Regions from separate parts of the Mus musculus genome. Here region 1 is linked to region 2. Evidence: chromatin contacts called from ENCODE POLR2A ChIA-PET data. All regions are on one chromosome and are shown on one strand. Each heading gives the region's core, a stretch centred on a gene start or an enhancer-like site at or near the end of the contact. The rest is flanking DNA. Distances are from core to core; before and after follow the strand shown.

Region 1 (3,363 bases), core at 719-3,218, 180 kb before region 2:
TGTCCGGCTCTGTCCTAAGGTCCAATAAATAGCAGTCTGTTTGCAAGGGGACCGTGCCCCGCGCGTGGAACCTGCCACAGTCGCGCATGGGCTAGCCGAGTCGACCCAGGCTACATGTGTCGCTTCATGTGCAAGGCCAGGTGGTCGGACCTGGAGAAGGCCCGGTCGCACAAGTGGCACTGAAAGGGTCTGTGACCTGTGTGCTTTCGGTAGTGGCGGGTAAGCTCGTCAGAGCGCGCGAACTTCCAGCCGCATCCTTCCCAGTTGCAATGATAAGGCTTCTCACCTGCATCAGAGAGGAATGACATTGAGCCTCAATTTCCCCGAAAGCCTGCTCTGGGCACCCTGCACCGGATAGCACTGCCCTCTCCCTCTCATCTCCATCCCACATCTAATCTAAACAGAGAACCTTGGGCTCCTGAAGCTGACCACTAGCAGGCTCAGGTGCATTCCTCCCCTAACATTCTGAGATTAGGTCTGAATTCCTGATTCTTCTGCTCAGTACTGAGATGACAGGCTCAGGCCACCATGCCAAACTTTATATGCAGTGCTAAGCCCCAGCCCAGCCCTCCACAGCTTCTTAATTATGTCCCGAATTCTTGAGACCTGAGTCCCTCGGAGCCAACCCATTAAACTGCCACACCCCCTTGGCAGTGTCATAGACTCTGGGGACAGTATCCATTTCCCTTCTGGAGGATGGACAGGGTCTTCCTCTGTAACCTAGCCTGTTCCTGAACTCGCGGCCATCCCCCTGCCGCAGATCCCGGGAATGAGGCCAGGCGCCCACCTGTGTGTGTACGCAGATGCGCCTTTAGGTGCGAGCTCTTGGTGTAGGTCTTGCCGCAGTTGGTGTAGCTGCAAGTATGTGTGGCGGCGCGCTTGCGGGGCCAGGAGCGGCGGCCGCGTTTGGGCTTGGCCTCCAGCAGCTCCAGCGGGGACGAGGGCGGCGTGAGGAGACCGCGCGTGGCAGGTGGAGCCAAGCCCAGCGCCGCCGCCGCTGCCGCCGCGTCCTCGAAAAGACCGAAGGCGCCAGGCGCGGGAGGCCCGTAGTGCAACGCGGGGCCGGGACCGCCGAAGCTGGGGCCGGGACCGAAGGGCGGCGGGAACGGGTTGCGGGGACCGGACGCCGGGATGCGCAGGGGGCCGTCGGGGCTGAGCGGCGGCGTGTCCGGGGGCGGCGGGGGGCGGCCGGCGGGACCCCGCATGCATGCACCTGTCGCTCCTGGGGCGCCCTCGAGCTTCAGCCCGCGCGGTCCGTGGGCCAGGCCCGGAGCGCAGCCGTAGCCGCCGCCGTCCACCTCGGGGGGCTCGGCCTTCACTAGCCGCCCGGGAGGCGCGAGGAGGAAGCGGCCGTGCAGAGCCGGCCCCTGAGGCGGGTCCAGGTCGGGGCGCAGCAGCTCTGTTCCCAGGCTGGCCGCGGGGATGCTGTAGGGCGGCGGAGCACCCGGCTCCGGGTAGTAGAAGGCAGGCGGCGGGGGCTGCGGCGGGGGCTCGGGAGGATTTTCGGCGCCCAGACCGTCCAATCCCATGGAGAGGATGAAGTCCAACACGTTGTTTAGGTCCTCATCCGTGCCGCCCGCCTCGGGTTCATTTCGCGGCCAGCGCTGCAGGAGACAGGGCGCGGGACGTGAGTGGGGGTGCCTCCTGCTACCCTGCACCCCAAAGTCTAACAACTAGGCCCTCAAGATCTGCACCCGGTGCACGGCATCCCTTCAGCGCGCGTGTCCTCAGTCCCTGCACCCACCTCCTGTCCCACAGCCTGAAGTCTAACTCCCTGAGGCGGTCAGCACCCTGGACCTTGTCATCTCCAGTACTGGCTCCTGCACCCTGTAGCCTGGTACCTTGCTACCCCGCCGCCCGCGGACCCTCGCTGCCCTCACCTCCTGGAGGCCGCGCTCGCACGGGCTGGCGAAAGTGGCAAAGGACGGCAAGATAGGCTCGCTGAGCGCCATGGCAGGGACTGTGTGTGCTGTGGCCCGGCCCACCCAGGCCTTATAGGCGCGGCAGGCACAGAGGGCCGGGCTAGGAGGCGTCGACGGAAACGCGTCCCGGATGGGGACGAGCTCCGGGCTCAGCCTAAATTTAGCCGCGGTATATAAGCCTGGCGGTGGTGGCTGTGGCGGCTACTGCGGGAGCCCGGACTGCGCTCCTCAAGCCCCGCCCCCGCGGCCGGGCCCCGCCCCCGACCGTCCCTATGGCGACGGCGTCAACAAACCAGGCACAACAGCATAGTTAGCGCGCGCGGGGGGCGGGGGAGGGGGTGGCACCTGGGACTCCGCGGGGAACACGGGTGACGAGGCTTTCCCGGTATCTCCCCAGCCTCAAGCCCCTGGAAACCTGGACCGATGCATGGGGAGTCTGGGGTCACAGTGCTCACCCAGGGAACGCTCTGTGAAATCTTTGTTTAAGCTACCTTGGAAGCTAAGACAAGAAGGATGAAGTTTGGGGCCTGCCTAGAAGGGAGTTGAGGCCAGCCTGGAGCATCGTAGCCCCCTTAATACACACACACACACACACACACACACACACACACACAGAGGGAGAGAGATAGACACAGAGAGAGAAAGAGAGAGAGAGGGAGAGAGAGAGAGAGAGAGAGAGAGAGAGAGATGGGAGGGAGGGAGGGAGGGAGGGAGGGAGGGAGGGAGGGAGGGAGGGAGGGAGGGAGGGAGGGAGGGAGGGAGGGAGGGAAGGAGACACACACACACACACAGAGGCAGACACCATGGCATGGTGGTATATGCTTGTCTTCAGAACATTTAGGAGGTTGAAAGCATTAGGTTCAAGGCCCCTTTGGCTACAAGAGACCGTGTCTTAAAAAAGAAGCAAACACTAGAGGCAGGCATGATGGCTTAGTGTCTGCTTACAAGCCTCATCCAAGGAGCTCAGTTCCCAAAAGGGGGAGAGAATCCGTTCCCATAAGTTGTCCTTAGACCTCACAGTGCACTGGCGCACGTGCAAATACACAATAGCATGTAATAATTACAATTTACACTAGATACATAAATACAGTACTGAGTCTCTGGGACCTTTCACCTCCCACAAACATACACCTCACATAAATCCTTCTAGTGCAGGGAAGAGCTGTTGTCTGACTGTCAAGACTTGCAAGGGATACTCAGTGGGGGATGGGCACATCAAATAAATATGCATAATACCCAAGGGGCCTAAACAGAAAAAAAAAAGGAACAGTGGAAGAGGAGGAAGTATGTGGTGAGCCTGGGGAAGGACATTGGTGCAATTTTGACCTTAACCCCGGAGGCAAACATTGAGGTAAGCTCTGGAGAAAGCAAGAGGGTAATAGAGAGAGGGAGGGCATTGAAGCTGTGACCTGAAACCAGGAGGCTGAGGGGTGCAGTCAAG
Region 2 (3,558 bases), core at 846-3,345:
GTGGAGCTTTTAGTTGTTGGTTTTTTGTTTTGTTTTGTTTTTTTGTTTTTTTTTTTTTTGTTATGGTTTCACGAAGTCCAAGTTGGCCTCTAACTACATAGTCTGGCCCTAATTTCTGACTGCCCTGCCTTAATCTCTCAAGTGCAGGCTCTACTTCATCCAGTTCACCCAGTCCTGCAGAAGGGACCCAGGACTTTGTGCATACTAAGCAAGTATCCCACCATTCAATGACAACCCCACAGCCTCTAAGTAGCCTGGGCTGCAGGGGGCTCAAGGCCACACCCAACATAGTAATCACTTTCACAGTCACATTGAGTTTCCACATTCATGAGTTGTCTCAAAGAAAAGGAAAAGAACTTAGACTGAAGAGGCACACTTTGATCTTGGCATATTTTCAACTGTTTAAAACAGAAAGAGCTCTAGTTCACATCCATGCATTCATTCACACACACACACACACACACACACACACACATCCTAAGTCATCTTGAGCTCCGCCCCTTCCTGCAATCAAAGCCTTCCACCGGCTACAAAGGGTTTCCCTTATAAGGTAAAAGAGGCTTGCTAGATACTTGTGGCCAAGCAACAGGAAGACGTCGGTTAATCACACAAAAATCTAAATGAAACCAGCTGTTGGGACACAAGCCCAGAAATCAGCTACACACACCCCAACCCCATTTCTAGTCTGGGTGTTTCTGGCCCGGAATCAACTTGAGATGTCTTTCTACAACCAAAAGAAGCATGCTTTCCCACATGAACTTTTAAAGCAGCTCAGAGTTTTCCAAAAGGCATCCCCCGCACTCCACCCTTGGGCCGCCAAATTCCTGGCTTGGCTGGAGTCTCGAGGCCATTTTGGAGATGTCTAGGGTGGGACGGGCGTATGAGAAGCCGTAACAGCTACTGTGCAGAGCTTCCGCCCGGTTCTGAGGCTTTCTCCAGCCCGAGCGGTCCTTGAGGGATTCAAGGCTTCTACCCAGGCCAGGCTGTCGCCCAGGCAGTCTTGGGAGGAGTCCAGGCGGTACCTGCACTGCCAACTCCACCTAGCCTTTCAGTTTCTAGGGTCCCCGCCCTGAGTTCCCACACTACGGCTTCAGGAGACCTGGGCAATCACACAACACTTCTTCCCTTGTCTGTGAGTCTCCTTCGCTAGCAAACACCGCCCTACTACTCAGGCAAGGGGCTCTCCTTGCCCCGGAAACGTCTGGAATGCCTCTCCCTAGTCTTTTCTTTCTACCCACCTGTAGCAGACTTTTGGGAGACACGAATCGAACGCTTTGTGGGTGCCAGAGCTGGGCTTAGAACCCAGACCCATCTCTGGCCCCGGGCTTGACCCAGGGATGAAGAGGAGGCGCGGAGGCCTTTCCTCTTTCCGAACTATTCATGCACCCCGGTCCCTGAACTCTCAGGGAAGGCGCATACAGTGGGCGCTCCGGCGTCGGGCAGGCCCCCTAGTGGATATTACCTGGGGCTAGGGGGACACAGGGTGATGGTGGTGGTGGTGGGTGTCCTGCAGGCCAGCGTCCAAATTCTCCTGTCCCCACCCCGCCCTCAGCGGACGTGTCGCGGCCGCACCCTAAGGACGTGCCGGGAAAGTTCGGGCGCGAAGAAGCAAAAGCGCGCACCGCCCCCGCCCCCACCTTGGTCAGCCGCAGACAATGGGAGCGCGGTATTTGCCCCACTACTCCGGAGTGCCCCGCGCAGGACTGTCCCCCCCGCAACCTCCCAGTTCCTGCCCCGCCAGCGTACGGGGCTCCAGGATCCAAGGGTATGGATGATCAAGGCGGAGGGGAGACGGAGGAAGGGGGAGCTAGAAGCATGCGGAGCTGGGAAGAAAAGAGGGCGCCAGGGAGCACTGCGGGCCCGGAAGCGCGCGGGACGAAAAGTGGGATCGGGCGGGGGTCGCGGACGGCGCGGGTCCTGGTCTCTCACTTTCTCGCGCCGCTCGCGCTCGCCATCCAGTTCGCGCTGCAGGCCTTGCGCGCGATCCTCTGCGTCGTCTGCCTGCTGCTGCAGGGCCTGGATCTTGCGCTTCACTGCCTCCAGTGAGTTGAGGCCGGCCATAGCTCAATCGTTCTGCTGGGCTCCGGCGACAGCTGGGCGGCCGCGCCCGGGCCCGCCAGCCTTGGCCACGCCGGGGCCGCCCCCGCCTCTCCCCGCCCCCCGGCCCTGCTGTCAGGCCCATGAGGTCACCCGGGCCGGCCGCGACGTCAGCACCGGGCGGGGGGTGGGTGGGAGGGGGTGGCTGACGTCGGTGCAGCTAGCCGCCTTTGCCCTGTGGGCTCCTCGTCCTCCCTCACTGCCCGCCCCGCCTGGCCCAGCGGCCGCGCACTTACCTGGGAGCCTTTATTCTCCGTCTGCTTTAGAGTCTTCTTTAAGTCTGTCAGGTCCTCGGAGTGCCTGTCCAGTTCGTCCTCCACGCATTTCAGTTTCTTCTGGAACTACGTCAGCTGCTCTTTCACCTGGGGACACAGAAGATAATGAGTCAGCCTAATGGTCCATTGCCCGGAGTTTGGGAGGCTGAGGCAGAAGGACTGGGAGTTTAAGGCCCTGCAAATGAACAAAGTCTTTATGAGCTGATGAGATGGCTCCATGGGTAGAGGTGCTTGCCACCAAGCCTAATGCCCAGAGTCCATTAATCTCACACATGCGCCCACATTAATGTAGAAAGTAAAAGGTTTATATAAAGAAGGTCTCATTCAGAGGACACAAGTTTGTGAAAGTAAAAAGTGTATATAGACAAGGTCTTGTACAGAGGACTCAGGTTGATTCCCAGCTCCTGTTCCAGGGGAGCCAACATTCTCTGCTTCCATGACCCCTTAGCATAGGCATGCATGCATGCAAAACACCCTCACATAAAATATAAAATACTCCCTCCACATACACAGAGCGGTAAGTGTGCATTACTGAATACAGAGGGATTTTACTCTTGACCTAAGGACTGGCCATTCTTGGACTCATAAGAGTCCCCACTCTCTTGAGGAAGTCATAGCTTTAGTTTGAAACACTACAAATTGGATTTTGCATTCTCACTTTCTGAATGCAGCTCTCAGGTGATCTCTGTTTAAGCAAAGTGGAGCCTATAGAAACTCCCAGTTTTGTAGGCAGAAACTTTCTGACCAGTGTGCAAGCCCTTTCCCCTGCTGAGAAACTTACCCTCAAGAGCCCCACATCCTGCTCCCACTCCAATCTGGCTCCCACACCTGGCTTTCAGGTCTGTCCTGGAAGAGACCCACTCTCAGGGACCAATTCCCCTCTAAGATCAAATTTTCACTCCTCTAACTTTTGCACATTTGTTAGGCATCTGTTTTTTTGTTTGTTTGTTTTTGTTTTTGTTTTTGAGACAGGGTTTCTCTGTGTAGCCCTGGCTGTCCTGGAACTCTGTAGACCAGGCTGGCCTCGAACTCGGAAATCCGCCTGCCTCTGCCTCCCAAGTGCTGGGATTAAAGGCGTGTGCCACCACCGCCTGGCATGCATCTGTTTTAATTAATGTGTCCTTTAACCTTCCCCAGAATCTAGTGCTGTTTGTTCTGAGAGTCTGTCCCCCACAATTCCTGTTTT

Evidence for each region. ChIA-PET counts read pairs that join two places held with the same protein, here RNA polymerase II (POLR2A).
Region 1: POLR2A ChIA-PET joins it to region 2 with 12 read pairs in embryonic stem cell. The contact joins the promoter of Klf2 here to the promoter of Tpm4 in region 2. POLR2A ChIA-PET finds 5 or more read pairs at or near these places in 3 of 5 experiments (Patski and embryonic stem cell).

Annotation. Positions count from the first base shown.
Region 1 is chr8:72,317,667-72,321,029 of GRCm38, reverse strand. Klf2 (Kruppel-like factor 2 (lung)) reads right to left here and starts at 1,968. Exons shown (of 3, transcript NM_008452.2): 1 at 1,881-1,968; 2 at 788-1,604; 3 at 1-286. The coding sequence starts at 1,952. The coding sequence ends at 111.
Region 2 is chr8:72,133,825-72,137,382 of GRCm38, reverse strand. It overlaps Tpm4 (tropomyosin 4), which reads right to left and starts at 2,095. Exons shown (of 8, transcript NM_001001491.2): 1 at 1,930-2,095. The coding sequence starts at 2,061.